Linked DNA regions of Homo sapiens: region 2 is linked to region 1. Evidence: chromatin loops called from intact Hi-C (ENCODE). Cell type or tissue: heart left ventricle. All regions are shown on one strand. Links, peaks and the distances in the headings refer to the core of each region. The heading gives the core; the rest is flanking DNA. Region 1 holds the start of LOC107985545 (a long non-coding RNA gene). Region 2 overlaps SYN3 (synapsin III).

What was found. Peaks named below come from ENCODE experiments on the same cell type or tissue, not always from the same donor. Only the 100,000 strongest peaks of a DNase experiment are listed, where the experiment ranks them.
Region 2: a loop joins it to region 1, with 3 times the contacts of the local background. A loop is called at or near these places in 5 of 110 quality-filtered maps.

What each region holds. Positions count from the first base shown.
Region 1 is chr22:32,616,101-32,624,435 of GRCh38, forward strand. The region is part of intron 6 of SYN3 (synapsin III); the gene reads right to left. It overlaps LOC107985545 (a long non-coding RNA gene), which reads left to right and starts at 5,428. Exons shown (of 3, transcript XR_001755504.2): 1 at 5,428-5,816; 2 at 7,853-8,335. RefSeq lists an enhancer at 35-534. In heart left ventricle, for the core only: no CTCF peak of the experiment used is centred there; DNase peaks (open chromatin) are centred at 3,841, 6,107 and 6,454; H3K27ac peaks cover 6,673 bases.
Region 2 is chr22:32,694,743-32,703,077 of GRCh38, forward strand. All of the region lies in intron 6 of SYN3 (synapsin III), which reads right to left. Among named protein-coding and RNA genes, the nearest start is that of TIMP3, 100 kb to the right of the region's middle. In heart left ventricle, for the core only: no CTCF peak of the experiment used is centred there; a DNase peak (open chromatin) is centred at 4,369; H3K27ac peaks cover 3,807 bases.

The DNA of each region.
Region 1 (8,335 bases), core at 243-8,242:
ACCCAGCCAGGAGCCGGAGTGACAGCACTGAGTTTCCGTGTAGAAGCCCCCAGGGAAGGGTGCAGAGTTCGCAGGGCCTGCTCTCCTGCATGGGGGCAGGAGGTGGGGGGCAGGAGGTGAGGGGCAGCAGGAGCCTCGAGGTGGCGAGCTGGTCCATGGTCCTTTACTGCAGGCTCAGTGGCCCAGGACCAGCCAGGAAACTTCCAGGGTCTCTGACAGAGGGGAAAACGACCAGGGCCCAAACACGACTAGGGCCTTATGCTAAGGACGGACATGTCTCTGGCTGAGGGGCCCCTTTGAGGGAGGAGTCATTGCTGACACCTGGTGATGAAGGTCACAATTGTTCAGTGTCTCCTTGTGGCAGTCGGGCCACAGTAGCCGCACAGACACAGGGCACTGAATCCACACGAGAGGCCTGTCATAGTGCTGAGTATAATAGCATCCCTAGTTCACAAACAAGACCACTGAGACTCAATTCAATAGCTTGTCCAGGCAAGGCTGAAGCCAGAATCCATGCTTGGGGACCAGATCGCCTCTCTGGGGGACACAGAAAGGACCCAGACCCTACCCTCGAAGGGTTCCCAGGCTGGTGGGGGCAGCAGATCTGTAAGCAAATGATTTCAACTCAGAAATATCAACATTCAGGAGAATTACGAAGAAAAAATGCTATAGAAGCAAAGAAGAGTGAGTGATGACCTGTGGAGGACAGGAGGTTGTTGGAAGAGGTATCATGGACAGTGCATAGGGGAAATTTGCACTGGGCTTTGCTGGTCATGCAGGAGTGTGCCCAACAGAGGAAAGGACGTTCCAGGCAGAAGTGGCCACAAAGGACACAAGGCCCAAAGGTGTGAAAGTGGTTGGAGGATTCAGGAAACAGGGCCAACCACAGGGATGGAAGGTCAATGGAAGGCGCTGCGGGAGGGAAGGGCTGGCCAAGGCTTCACGTTTAAGAAGGGCCTCAAATAGAGATTCCTCAATGGTCTCTCCAAATGAGGGCAGACATACAATCACTACGCCGTGTGTGTATGGATGTGGGTGTGTGTTAAAAACATTGGCTTGTTAAACGTGCACATTAAAGCTGTACCACAAATTCAGTTATTCTGCCCCCAACAAACTTGGAGCCTCAACAAAAAAAGAAGGACCCTCCTCATCTGTCAGAAATACATGCTGAAGTATTTTCAGATGAAAGGACATGGTGTCTTGGATTGGCTTTAAAATAATCCAGTGTGGGGTTTGGAGCGGGGATGGGTGGGGACGTGGAGGTGATGAGATTGGGCACGTCCTGGAACTGGGCAATGGGAATACGGAGGCGCCTCACATCACTGACTCTGCATTTGCTTACATTTGAACATTTCCATGACACATCTTTTTTTTTCTTTTTTTTTTTTTAAAGAGAGAGAGCCCCTTGTTCTGAGTCATCCCGTGGAGCTCAGGATATTCAGTATAGGGAGAGAGAAGGATGAATGATGGGGAAGCGGGGTGGGACCCAGGGCTGAAAGGTAGATTTGGAGCCAAATTGTAAAAAGCCTCGTAAACTATTCTGAGAAGTTTGGACTTAATCCTGCAAATAGTGGGAAGCCCAGTAAAGAATTTTTAGTAGGGGAATGACACCATTAGATTCTCATTTAAGAAAGAACTCTTCTCTGGCTGGTGCCTGGAAGATGGAAGGGGTGTGTGTGAGGGAGGCAGGGTTAGGGAGAGGAGGGGTTGGGGTCAGGGAGAGGACCCTGCCCGAGGCTTGAGGAGAGCTTGTCAGCTGCGAGTCTAGGTGGGCGACCTGCCTTCTCCTCTATGCTGTTTCTGGAGCAAGACCTCTTCTATCTGCCTTAGTAGTAGGCACTCTATTGTGATTACTTATCACAATAAGTAATTCCTTATTGCAATACATCAATAAGGATCACTTAGTGACTCTCTCTCTGGCTAGACTAGGTGTAGCCACATCACGCCTATCTCAGTCCCTTCTTATCCCCGGAGCCTGGCATGACGCCTGGTAATAAACCACTGTTAAGTGAATACGGAAATGTATAGCACAGGGCTCTCCCTAACCACTAAATCTTTGATGATCGAACGGACAGATCCAGCACAGTGCCTGACACAGAGTCGTAGAGTAGCCCCTCAATAAATGTTCGGGAGCCAAACTGAGCTCGTGTGAAATTGTAGGAAACTGATGCCTGAGTGGGGCGAGGAGGGTTCAGGTCTCCCCTTAGGAAAAAGCAATTTCCTCCCAGCACGAGAGCTTCCAAAAAGGCAGTGGTTTCCAAGCTGAAAGTGGATGGGAACAAACAAACCGGGCACAAGGTTTGTCTATGAATGTGTCAGCCCTCGAAACTTATGTCTCCACATCTCTCTTGGCTCCTTGATGAGGTGCTTCCTCCATTTCAGATGGATGGTGTTTCTTTCCCCCTTCTAAAAAAAGCTTCTAGATGCTTTTAAATTAGGCAAATGAGCAAGGGCAATGTTCATTTTCCCCCCTTTCATTCTGAAAATGTGTGGCGTGCCAGAAGGCCTTTGGACGGAATGTTCAGAGGCTGCATAATAGAACAAGAGAGGCTGCCAAGCTCCTAAATCACTAACCAGACAATCTCAGGCCCTGGGACTTAGAGACCCCTGGGACAACATCATGAGCTGAGTCCGCAACAAGTGAAAAGATGGCCCACAGCCCAAGGTCTCAGCAGGAAAGGAAGCCCCTACCTTGAACAGCTGAAAGTTCAAAGTGGGCCACAGCTCCTTAAGCTCAGCTCTCTAGGAGTTGCCTGGTGATGGAGGACCTTGGGCCCCCTTCTGTAAAACCTCAGGGAGTAGATCCAATGCCAACACTTTCTTTGTGAAGCTCAGTTTACCCACTGGTAAAATGGGTCTAAGCTGAAGGACTGCAAAATAATAGAGAGGACTCTAAATGCAGGTGTTTCTACCTGTGACCTCCTCTCTATAGAATCTGTGAGGTCCAGAGCCTTAATATTGAGCATTTGGTTGCAGGGCCAGCAGCATCAGCATCACCTGGGCTCTTGTTAGAAATGCAGACTCTCAGGCCCCACCCCAGACCGGCTGCTCAGATTCTGCATTTTCACAGCATGCTTAGGTGATTCATGAACACGTTGAGGTCCGACAGCACTGGCCTACCTAACCATATGATCGTGGCTAAGTCGCTTTACCACTGGATTTTAATTTATTCATTTGTAAAATAAAAGTGATTAATTTAAATGGCACATAGACCTGAAATCCTATAAAGTTCATAGCCTGCTAATAAATACCAGCCTTTGATCCCAAAATGTACATAGGAGTTCCACCCCTGTTCTGAAATACCAGGTTTTGAATTGGGTCAGATAATCAACAGTGGAGGTCACTGGGTCAGACTGTGCTAGAGTGATGTGGAGGAATAAATGTGAACATTCATTCTGGAGGGTCTAGGACAAACCCATTTGAAATACTGTGTTACACTATGAGCCCTTAAATCTCAAATTTTGGTTTGGAAAATAGAGGCTCCCATAGCATCAGACACAGTCCCAACTCATGTTAGGTTGATTGCACTGATAGTATCAATTACTGACTTTCCTGTGTCCATGACCTTTACAACATGACTATGCAGTTCCTTCCACCAAGAGAAGGCATCTGTTTTCCCACCCTTTGAATCTGGGCTGGCCTTGAGACTTTCTTTGGCCAAGGCAGTGCAGCAGAAGTGTCCCAGTTCTGCCTAGGTCCCCAGAGACATTGCATGTTTCAGCTCTCTCTGGGACCCCGTAATCATTTTGTGAACTAGCCTGGGTTAGTTGGCTAGAAGATGAGAGAATACGTGGAAGAGTGCCTACTCATCTCAGATGAGAACAGCCAGGACTGGCTTACAGCCAGCTGACCTCCAAACACAGGAGAGAACCCAGCCAAGATCAGAGCTACCGACATGACCACAACTGACCACCAATGGATGAATAAGACCAGCTGAGACTAGAAGTGCCACTTAGCTGACTCATAGATTTGTGAGCAATAATACATTCTTATTATTTTAAGCCATTGAGTTTTTGGGTGGTTTGTTACACACCAATAGCTAACCGATACATAAACCTTAAAGATCTTAAATCTGGTTGGAAAAAATTTCAAACTTCTAAGATTGCCTCTAGCTTGAAAATGCCATGGTTCTTTACAAAAGAAAGGTTTAGAATATGGTGTCAAAAGTGAATGCCTTCAGGGGCTTTGAGTGAAGAGAGCCAGTGTACTCCAAAAACTTTTTTTTTAATACATATATGAATCACGAAAGGCATATTTCTCTACTTCCACAGGGAAATCTTGTGGCTTCCATTTTCCTTGAATCCTCTCAGTTTGCCTTTTGTTTCTTCACTTTTGGTATAGACAAGGTAAATAAGACATATTTTCTTTTCTCCTAACGATAAGGCCAACCAACCAGCAGCCTCAGTATGGGGGAACAACCTGGAGTGGTGGGGACTGGGGCAAAATAAGGAGCATATACCTGGTTTCAGTGGGTCAATGGTTGTCTTAAAAGAAAGAGGGCCCCAAATTGCCAGATCTTCTCAATTTTCAAGAGAACCCGGAAGCCTGCATTTTTGGATATGAACTTACCTAATTTTCAAACTTGAGTTCAAATTGTTTTAAGAAGCTTCACAACCCAAATCACTCTTTTTTTTTTTTAAACGGAATCTCACTCTGTTGCCCAGGATGGAGTGCAATGGCACTATCTCGGCTCACTGCAACCTCCGCCTCCCGGGTTCAAGGGATTCTTCTGCCTCAGCCTCCCGAGTAGCTGGGACTACAGGCACGCGCCACCAAGTCCAGCTAAGTTTTGTATTTTTAGTAGAGACAGGGTTTCACCATATTGGCCAGGCTGGTCTCGAACTCCTGACCTCATGATCCACCCACCTCGGTCTCCCAAAGTGTTGGGATTACAGGTGTGAGCCACCGCACCTGACCAACAAAACACTTTTGATGGCTGAAGTTGGTCAACAGCTAGAGACTCCTGGTGTGGACTGCTAATGCAGAAGGGTTCTGGAGCAAGAGCACATGACCATGTAAGACATTTACACCAGATCCCTCCATGCTCCCTTGGGCTCACCAGGAGAGCAGCTCCAGTCAGGGAAGTCTCCCTTTGCTGGGCCACTTGTGTTAAATGATGGTACTGCAGCTTTAGGAGGGTCAGGCAGGCTAGAACCACGCTGAGGGCCAGGTAAAGCTGGTCCTGGTAACTTTTGCCTTTTTTTTTTTTTTTTCCATTTTAGGGGCCTCGCTGACCTGTGACTTCATGATCTCATCACCCCAGTGACTTCAGGAATGAACCAGGAACGTATGCTCCAATTTTACCCCTTATTAGGCATTTTAGAGGGGATAATGATTCACTGAAAGACTGGGGCTCTAAAAGAAAAACCATCTCAGATGGAGGGTGGGCAGGACAGCTTGGATTTTGTGACTGCTGTTTACATGTGCTGTGTGGGTGCTGGTCTGCACAGGAGCCCTGGGCTTGGGGGTGAGAAAAGGCAGATCTTGCCAAGCAATGCACCTGGTGCTGGGAACTGCTTCTCGGCCTGAAGCGAGTGCTGCCTTTCCCAAATTTCCCTTACAGGGGGTGCCTTTTACCTACCTCACCCAAGGTCTCCCTATGTGCTAATCTCTATTTCAGAGAGAGGGAGAAAGACATTATGGAATCTCCTCTGTTAAGCGCTGCCTGCAGCATTTCGAAGTTAGGTAATATGGCCATTTCACAGAGGGGAAAACTGAGGCTCAGAGAAATTAAGAGACTCACTCACGTTCACCCAGCTAAGAAGTGGAAGAGCAGGCCTCCTGACTCAGATCTATGTGTCCATCCCAATGCCCAGGTGAGCCTTGCTGGGTCCCCAGAGGTGGGGCTGAGGATGGTGACAGATAGGTATAACTCCTGATATAACTCTTCTGCTTGACCTGGGCACCTCATTTCCTCCCCTACAGGAAGGGTGGAGTGAGCTCTGTAAGTACAGGCTAGGGGTGGGGAATCTGAACCCCACAAAAGGCCCTGTTTGCTTACAGTCCGCACAGCTGGGCTGGATTAGTCCAGCTTCGTAAATAGCTTTCGAAAACCAGCCGACTGGAAAAGTCCACTTTGTCCTGGAGAATGCACAAAGGCCCCACCCACATTCATCACTGTCCGCTGCCCTGTCTCCCCAACCCTGACCTCTCTATCTTGTGGCCCATCTCCACCTCCTCCTCTGGGCCTCAGTTGAAAAGAAAATTCTCAAATCCCCGTTCCCACCTCTATCAAACTCTTGAAAGACAGAACTGGAAGGAGAGGCAAGGAAAAGGAAATTCCTTTGAGGTCGAGCTGCCTGGATTTCCTTCTGCATCCTGCCTCATTTCCATGGAGCCTACCTTTATTGATTTGGGACCTGGGTCTTGAGGAAACTGGGGGCTGAATTTGGGGCCATTAGTGAAGCCCAGGGCTGCTTCCTTCCTGAGGGGCAGCTGAGGGGGAGGCCCAGCGCTGGCCTCAGAGGAGAGCAGCTGGAATGTGTTTTCTCACAGCCACACTTCGGTTAACATTCCAGAAAGTCAGAGCTGGGAGGGGCTTCCAGATTAGCAAGTCCAAAAGACTCTGACCCTGGGTTCCCTTGTTGAGCTGCAAAGGGGCTGTGGATCTCCAGAAATCGGATGCAAAAAAAAAAAAAAAAAAAAGTTTCTCTGTACTAGTGAGGAATTGGATTTTTGCAGGGAGAGGCTTCAAGCTTCGTTTTCTTAAAGGGGGCTGAGACACTCTTCCTACAAGTTAAGGACACAGGATGTTTCTAGTTTAGCTTGTGTTTTATGTAGAAGGGGAAACTGAAGCCCAGGGAGGGGACATGACATGCTCAGGGACAGAGATGTGACTGAGCTCATTTGAGAGCACAGCAGAAGTGTAGTTTAGGGGAGGGAGGGGCGAGGGAGACTTGTTCCTCCTGAACACATTTTCCGAAAGTGGGGCCTTTTCAACAGTGTCTACCACAACAGATTAGCCAAACAGCTATTTAAAAAAGGGATCAGACTTTAATGGAAGGAGCATGAAAGTGAGATTGTGAACCCCAGGGAGAGAAAGTTGTCACAGATTGTCAAAGGATAGTTTTTGCTTTTTTTTTTGTCATAGTTTTTTTTTCAATGGAGACAAGATCTCACTCTGTTGTTCAGGCTGGACAGCTGGGGCATGATCATTACTCACTTCAGTCTTAAACTCCTGGGCTCAAGTGATCCTCCTGCCTTGGTCTCCGTAGTAGGCCAAGGGACTACAGATGCATGCCATCACAGCTGGCTACTATTTTATGTTTTATTTTTTGTAGTGATGGGGTCTCATTATGTTGCTCAGGCTGGCCTTGAACCCCTGAGCTCAAGTGATCCTCCCATCTCGGCCTCCCAAAGCACTGGGATTACAGGTATGAGCCACTATGCCTGGCCAAGTTTTTGAAAATATGTATTGTGCACTTCCAGCAATCAATGGCGGTCTTCCCATAACCCCAACCTGCCTGCCCTGCCTGGCCTGCAGGCCTAGCTGGCAAACCTGGATATGCTCCTGGATCCCTGGAATCCAGACGTGCCACTTCCCACTCCATTCCTCTCCTTGCCATTCATTCAGCCAATATTTATTGATTTCTTTAACTCTGTATGAGATGTTGTGGATACAGTGGTGAACAAAACTCCATCTTCATAGGACTTATTCAAATTGAGGAAACTGATGGCATTTTTCTAATAATAAGAGGGGACTTGGGTCCAGGGTGGGGTGGCTGAACTCTGTCGGAAAAACGCTTCTCTGTGAGTGCCGAGGTGTCCCCTCCCACCATAAAAGAGGGTTCTGACGGGAATCGAGGACACCAATGCCCATTTGTTTCAGATTCGACATTCTCCATCTTGACAGGGTCCCCAAGGTTCTCCTGAGTCCAAGGACACCGCTGCCTCCCAGCTCATAACAAACGATGCTCACAAGCATGCCAGCCCTCTCCTTCTATGAGGCAATCCTCGGAGGCCCTTGCCAAGATCAACTGTTTGGACTTCTGCCTTGAAAACTGATCCTCTTCCGAGTCCGGTTATTGCTTTTCTGAAACATGGGGACAGTGACATCATCGCTCCCTCCCTGGCTTGGGGATTTGGTGGTCAGCATGAAGTCAGGGTTTGGAACGGTGCCTGTTCTCTGCCAATGCCCAGGGAGGCCTGGGTTGGGGGCTCTGGAGTGAATTGGGCTTGCTGGGGAAGTCCCCAGAGGCTGGGTGGGGGGTCACTTTCAAACCTGTTGCCAGCATCTGGGTCTGCCTTGCAGTCCCCAGGATGAGCAGCATTCTGAGGAGGGCTGAACTGATGGTCGGTGGATACACACCTGCCCGGTCATACCCATTGTCAGGCT
Region 2 (8,335 bases), core at 62-8,061, 78 kb after region 1:
GGATACTGAGAAATGACTATATATTTTTGGGGGGACTAGATTTCATTATCAAGTTGTCCACCTCCTCTATTGAACTTATGAGTTCCATGCGCTATTTTCTCTGAGTCTGTGCTGGTGAATGTCTTTCAGCTACTTTATACATGAAAGTCAACCAGACTGGCTTTTAAATTTGAAATGTGTTTGTTACAATAGCTTCAGAATTTTGTACCTGTTCCTTTTGGCACTAAAGGATAAAGAGAAGTTGGAGGCCAGCTTTATTTTTCCTTCAGAATTTTGACTGAACATTCTCCGTCAAAGTTCTATGGTATATTAAGACCACTTTTAATTCTGTAGAGGCATTTCTTTAGTTCAGAAAAGTTTTCTTTTATAATATCTTTGAATATGTTTCTGTCTTATTGCTCTGTTCCTTTCTTTAGGAATGTCCAGCATGCATATTCATATTTCCTAAGTATTTTTCATTATTTTATTTCATTGTTTTTATTATTTCTCCTTTTCTTTCATTAAAAAACTCTTACTATGTTACTGACTCTATTATCAACTGAATAAATCCCACATTCTGCTGATGCTAATTTTCTCCTCTGTAATGGCTTTCATTATCATTTTCATTTTTTCATCCCATGTTAGATCTTGTCTGCTTGTTTGTAGTTTTACTTTGGAAACGTCTTGTTGTGTTCTGTTATTTTCTCAGGGATGGAGTCAAGCTGGGGCTACCAGCAGATTCCATTTGAGTTTGGTGTCTCAGAATTTATCAGATATGCTCTTCCCTGGGGACACATTTCCCCCAGGTTTTGAAGCATTCCCATGAGTATGAGGTCAGTGTGGGTCACCAGAAAGCCCCACAGATTCATGGGTCCTCTGACTGGCCATTTAATGTTTATGCATCTCTTCTGCTGACAAGCTGCAAGGCTGACTGCTGCTCCCTTTCTCTTCCACCTCACCTCTAAGACATTTAAGCAATGGAGGTCAGGGTTTGTACTACTGGCTATCCACATAGTGCCTTCCTATCCACAGCCCTGTCTCCCTTGCCCTTTGCCTTATAGAAATGAGTCACTACAGGGAACTTTACTCTTCTATGACTCACCTACCTCTCTTTTCCTTTTTTTTTCTCCAATAAATGATTATTTATTCAGCCTTTAGGGATCTTTTATCTTACTTTCAAGAAAATCTGGTAACATATAGGACTCCTCTTTTTGTCTTCCTCTGATGAAACCCAAACTTCACTGAATGTGGCAGATATGGGTTTTAGCCTGTTTTCTTTAGAGTAATATTAGCTTCTGTAACAACTGAACACACCTCCAAATTGCAATGGTTTAACATGTTATATATTCATTTCTCACTAGTGTAAGGGTCCAGTGCTGATGTTCCTGGTCAGCAGGTAGATGCCATATGGTGAGTCAGAGGACTGGGCTCCTTCTCTTTTGAGGGGTCTTGGAGTACCCTGAATTCTACTAGGGGAAGGGCAAAGAGAGAGAGTAGAGAAGGTGTTCCCATCTCTTGACCATGCTGGCCCAGAAGTGACATAGATCACATCTGTTCACATTCCAGCTTTGAGAACTCATCACATGGCTCAACTAAATGCAAAGGAGTGGCTGAGAAATGTGGTCCCTGCCTGGGCAATTGTTCCTTACCCACTCCTCTCTATTATGGAAAGACAGGAATGAACTGTGGTGAGCAGTTAATCATCTTAGCCCATAGCCATTTTCTAGTTGTATTGAAGATGGAATTTTCTGTTATATTTTCATTCTTTTTGTTGCTTTCAGTGGGTTTCAGAGAAGGGAGTACAGTAAACATCTTTTAACTTGTTTACAAGTATGTCTTTTCCACCCATCTGTGATCTCCTCTAAATGGGGACCATGACTTAACTTGTTTTCTATTTTCCAGCACCCAGCATGATGGCTGACACAGAGCAGATGCTTAATAAATGTTTCTTGGATGAAAAAATGAATGCATTCCTGTCCTGAGTGGGTGAAAACGGCTCTTCCCACCTTCCTTATTCTCAACTTACTCTTCCTATCCCCTCTCTCTCCTCTCTGTAGGAGAAAGGAGGAATTGTCAGGATGGCTCCATTCTTTTTTCTCTGTTTCCCCTTCTTATCATGGTTTGGCTCAAGGCTTGTGTCTCCTGTCTCCAGCATTGATTTACCTCTCCCCAGAATGAAATTTCATTCTAGCTTTGCCTGTGGTGCAGCCTGCTTCCTGCTGCCCAACCGTTTAACAATGTCCTCCTTGCAGCTTGGGGAAAGACACTGGGGAAAGAAAAATCTCTCTCTGTCCACAGAACCATAACTCACTGGTAAGGTAGCCAGCTGCCCTATCACTCCAGCTGGTGTTAAAAGTCATGGACATTAAGTGGGACTAGGATGTGGATCGAACATGTATGAAGGAGCCTGCCCAAGAGGAGACCCTCTCCTGCTTTAAATGCCCTGATCTAAGTGGGCCACTCTATTAAAATCCACCTACAGTGGCAAGTTACTTTTCTAAAATAGAGAGTCCTCAGGAGGAAACATCAACAGAAATGGAGTAGAATGAAGGAGCTCAGAGCATGATCACTGGAATCCAACAGACTTGTGTTTAAATCCTGCTCTGCCATTTACTGGCTGTATGACTTTGGACACATTATGTAAGCAATTTGAGCTTCAGTTTCTTCATTCATAACACTGAGATAATTATATCTATCCTGTTGGGTTGTTATGAGGATGAACTGAGTTCAATTCTAGGCATGTAAGAGGCATTCCATATTTTTTGAATGAATAAATGCCAAATGTACATAATGTAATGCCTGGCACGTTGATAAGCAATCCATATAAGATGGTTGTATCAGTAATGATAGGCTAGGTTGGCTAGGTTTACAAAAGTACCAAATTCCCCAAATCCCATGTCTTAAAACAAAGAAAGTCTATTCTTGATGATGCAATATGTTCACTGAGGGTCAGCTGGGGACTCTGCTTCAAGTCATCCTGAGGCTGATAGAACAGCCACCACCTGGAATGCTATCAGTCACTGTGCATTCACATTCACAGGCAACGTATATTTTTCTAGTTCTTGATTCCGAGTCTGGTCACTTGACTGACTCTGGCCAGTGGGATTTGAAGCAAATACAGACTTGAACAAGCACTCACACATTTCTGCTTGAACTTTGATACTCTGCCATCAGCATGAGAGCATGCCTGAGCTAGCCTGCTGGAGCAAGAGAGATGCACGGAGCAGAGCTGAGATGCCCAGTCCCCCGGGCCATTCTAAGTTAGTTGACATCTAGGTGGCCCCCAGCTACGTGAACAAGACCAGGCAAGATCAGAAGAGTCAACCCTAGCTGACCCCAGATTCATGAGCAATAAACACTTATTGTTTGTTGTATGTAGAGGTTTGGGGGTTGTTGGTTAAACACTATTATTGTGGCAATAGATAACTGATACACCCTGCCTTGGCTTCAAGTTCTGAAGTATATAGAACTCTGCACCTCTTCACATTCCTCAGAAAAAATTCACACAGTAGATTCTACTGACAACTTCAAGGTGGGGTCTGAAGGGGTTTGACATCACATATCTGCATGAATCTCTATTGATCATGGTTTTTCTCCCCCGTTTCTTTGGCTGAGATGCTAACCAGAGCTTCTCTATCACTCTTACCTTATCAGAATTGTGTACAAAGTTCTGCCAACTTATATCCACTCTATTCTCTACCTGTTCATCTCCCATAAAATCTCTTACCGTTTCTTTCACAGAACAATTCATCCTTGCCCCAGATGTGGAAGCCCCACATTCCAAACCCAAAAATGTGGCAAAGTGTTTTTTTTGCTGTTGTTGTTGTTTGAAGGACCTACCTCCTTAAAAGCTAGTGTTTTATAAATAATAACTCTTGTTTGTTTTTCTTCATCATTAGAAAGTCTGTAAAGGGCAATGATGGTGGATTATTAGTTCTGTTATCCTTAGTACCTAGCAAAGCTCCAGAATCATTTTAGGTAGTTAGTAAATGCAATTGGAAATACACATTGTTATTGAAAGAATTTTAGAGCATCTATATACCCTTAATATCACTCTTTGGTGATTAACTGAGAGCTAACTGTAGGAAGTAAATACTATTTATCTTCTCTGTACTTGAAGAAGATATGGGACATTAATTTCTGCAAGTACTCAGTGGCATGAGATGGAGGAGGGTAGATAATGTGTTCCAGGATGGGGGGGTGACACATCATCTTCATTTTATCTACCCAAGGTTGTGAGGCCCCAGTAGGTCATCCGTGTCCAAAGTTAGAAAGCCAATAAGAGATTGACCGGAGACAAACATCTGGACTTACTCTCCACTGAACCAGACATTCAGCCTTGGCGCTAGACGCTCTGAAACTTGGCCGGGCTTCCCACAGAGCTTGGCCCAGGGTCTCCAGTGGCTCCATTGAGCTTGGCGGAGCACATTGACAGAGTTGGCCCAGAAAGACTCCAGGACAACACCCAAACTCCACAGTGCCCCCACCATGGAGTACTTGTTTTGGGGGGCTTTACGTGATGGAGGGCAGGGTGTGGACAGCCCCTGGCATGTAGGCTGAAGTTGGTTCTGACAACCCAGACCTCCACATGGGCCGTTGGGCTCCCCTGAACCCTGCTGGGCTCAGTTCAGGAGAAATGCTCTTGCCAATGGGCAGGGAGGCTTAGCATTCCACCCCTGCTCTTTTAATCCCCTCTGTGCAGGAATGTTCCACTGCAGAGACAGCAGAGCTTGCAGAGACAGGAGGTGGTGCCAAAAGGGAGAGAGTGGTGGAGAAACAGTTTTGATGAGATTTAGGGTGGTGTGTGTGCAGGGATGGGGGTAGGTGCTGAGTTAGGCTCTACCATGGACTCACTGTGTGACCTTGACCAAGTCACATTGCTCTCGGGGCCCAATTTGTTTACCTTCAAAAGATGAGGATAGACAAAAAAGATACAAGATTCATTTCTGGATAAAGCTGTAAAATTCTAAAAGCTGTTTTACTTGTGAAGTCCAAAGTAAGATTCTGTTTTTCATCTACAGGGCCTCTCCTCTAGAGAGATTTGTATACAAGTGCATTTGTAGGAAACAGGGTGTCTGTCTTAATGGGAATATCAGAGTCTACCTCTCATCTCAGTTCTAGAATTTTAAGCACCTTGAGGCAAGGTCTATGACTCATACCGCCCAGGACATAGAATTCCTCTGAATGTAATAAATAGAAGAGCACTTTGAGGTCATCGAATCCAATCTTCTTAGTTTTAGATGGGGGATAATGGGACCAGAGAAGGGAAGTTGTTCTCTCAATATTATACAATGAATCTCAGGCCCGGAACTCAGGTTCTCTGCTCCTAGAACAAAGCTTGTTCCAACAATCGAAAATTTCTGCCTGAAATTTTGTATACGGTCTCTGAATTCCAAGGCTTTCAGATGCTTCCTCTTTTTAAAATAGGCTTGACTCCTCCCTCCTTTGGGCAACTTTCAGGTTAACTCAGGGATTGACTATGGAGACTATAAGAGTCTTAAGCTCATGTGAAGTCTGTGAAATTCCACAGGCTTAAAGTATCCCTTGGGAATCTGAGAGATTTTGCCCAAGTAGCCCAAGCCTTGGACAGCAGCCTCCCTGGAAGGGATGTGGCTCCTGCATTATCTGGTCCCAACTCCAGCTCCAGGATAGGATCTCTGAGCTGACATAATACGGCCCTATTGTAAACAAGGGAGGGTCATGACCCTCCACAAATGACTAACATGCTAATTTGAAAAGTCTGCCTGGACTAGAAAAACAAACAAGAACAATGAAATTTAAGGCAACATTTTAGACAACCAGGAGGCAAGGGGAAACTCAGAAACATGAAAAAAGGAGTCCCCAACAGCTATTGTCCCTTTCATAAACACTCACTAAGCACCGGTCACGTGCCAACCAATGCATCAGCCAACACAAGAGGAAAACACATCAAGCCAGCCCTCTAAGACCTCACAATTCTAGGGGATTAGACAAGCACTCATATGGCCAGTGCTTCTAGGCTGTAAATGAAAAATAGCTTTAAACACCATGTAATAGGAAGCAGCCTCAGCCCAGATTTCTGTATTGAACTTCAGACCAGCAGCCTGCCTAACATCAACCACTTGGATGTCTCATAGGTAACGCATCTTCAAAACAGATCTCATGGTTTTTCACCCCAAATTTCCACTGTTCTGTTAGAATAAGTGACACCATCATTTACTCAGTTGCTCATTCCAGAAATGGGAATCATCCTCGATAACTACTTCTCCCTCGTTAACTCCTCATATTCATTCAATCAATCCCTAAGTCCTATAAATTCTAAACATATTTTAAATATGCCCCATCTTAACTGCTGCTTCCCTGAAAGCAAGTCAACATGATCACTTTTCTCAACAGACTCAGAATTAGCCTTCTAGAATCCACTGTTGTTTCTAATCTGTTCTCTGCAGAGTAATAATAAGACTGATTTTTAAAGAAACACACACAGTTGATTGAGTCACACTCTTGCTTAAAAAGCTTCAATGAGGACTTGTGATTCCATCCATGAATAATTAGCTGTTACAGAAACTGCCCTCCCACTGATGCAATTACTTAACTGCTCATCAGAACAAAATCTAGTATTCTTGAAATACACACAACAAAATCCACCACCTAAGAACATAAAAATCACAATACCCAGCATCCAGTAAAAAATTACCAGGTATGTAAGAAAGCAGAAAAATATAACCCATAACCAGGAGAAAAATGAATCAACAGAATCAGATCAAGAAATTATAAGAAGGTTGAATTTGTAGACAAGGACCATTAAAAAGCTGCTATTAAGTCTTACAAATATGTCCAAGGATATAAAGAAAAACATGAAGCTGATGAAGAAAGAGGTTAAAGATGTAAAAGGATGCTCATAGAATTTATAGAGATAAAACATATAATATCTGAAATGAAAAATACATTTAAGTGAAATTAAATGCAAATTATATACTATAGAAGACAACTGAAGTTGAAGCTGTAGCAATAGAATCTACCCAATATAAAGCACAGAAAAACAAAACAAAACAAACAGTGCCGCAGTGAGCTGTGGAACAATAGCAAACAGTCTGACATTATGTGTTATTGGAATCCCAGAAGAAGAGAGGGGAGTACAGAAAAAATTATGAAAATATTAATGAAAAAAATGTTTCCAAACAATGGAAATTTTAAACCCAAGAAGCTCAATGAACCTGAAATAAGAAGAAAAAACACAAAGAAAACCATACTGAGGAACTTATTTTTGTGTGTGTGATTTAAGTATTTTCTTGATTTTCTTTCAGGAATAAATTCATGTATTTATTTTCAATATTTTGGTAACACATAATAGATATGGACAATGTAGACAGTAAACAACAAATCTAATTATTTACGTATTATCTTCTGAAGCGTAGAGACTTAGTGACAGGAATGTCTAATCCATTGTTGAGCTCATTGATTCCCAAGATAAAAATAAAGTAATAGAAGCATCGGCCAGGCGCTATGGCTCATGCCTGTAATCCCAGCACTTTGGGAGGCTGAGGCGGGTGGATCACGAGGTCAGGAGATCGAGACCATCCTGCCTAACATGGTAAAAACCTGTTTTTACTAAAAATACAAAAAAATTAGCCGGGCGTGGTGGCGGGTGCCTGTAGTCCCAGCTACTCGGGAGGCTGAGGCAGGAGAATGGTGTGAACCCGGGAGGCGGAGCTTGCAGTGAGCCGAGATCGCACTCCAGCCTGGGCCACAGAGTGAGACTCCGTCTCAAATAAATAAATAAATAGAAGCATCTAAATTAAGGTAGTTATTTTTCACCTATCTTGTCTGCACTATTTATCAGTGATTCTGAAACTAAGAGCCCTCAGACCTGAATTCTTTTCGTGTTACAAAAGATCTTCTGATATCCACTTAACATATGTTAACCTTTAGCATTTGACATTTATTAGTCATGGCTTTCAAATGAAGTACTTAATTAAAATCAAAGTGCCATTGTCTTTAGCAATCCTGAAAGAACTGGGTATGAATTAAAATTAGAAAAAAAAATGACAGTGGTTTTAAGAGTACCATAGTTCCTGTGTGAATATTGCAGTTGTTTGAAAAATTTTATAAAATATTCTTATTATCAAAATCGAATTTAAAGTTTAATGATGCAGTAAAGTTGAGACATTCACAAAGAAACTAGAATAATAACAGTAAAAATTTAGTCATAGCTAAGTGCAATCTAACCAAAATGTTCTGGTCAATTGGATTTCGTTGTGCTAAAGACTGACAAACTACACAAGTAATTAGAAATCAAATATTAGTGAGTGTCTAGATGCTGGGGTTAGTTAGAGGCATTTTATGCTGCCAGATATTTTTTAAAATCACTTCTTGG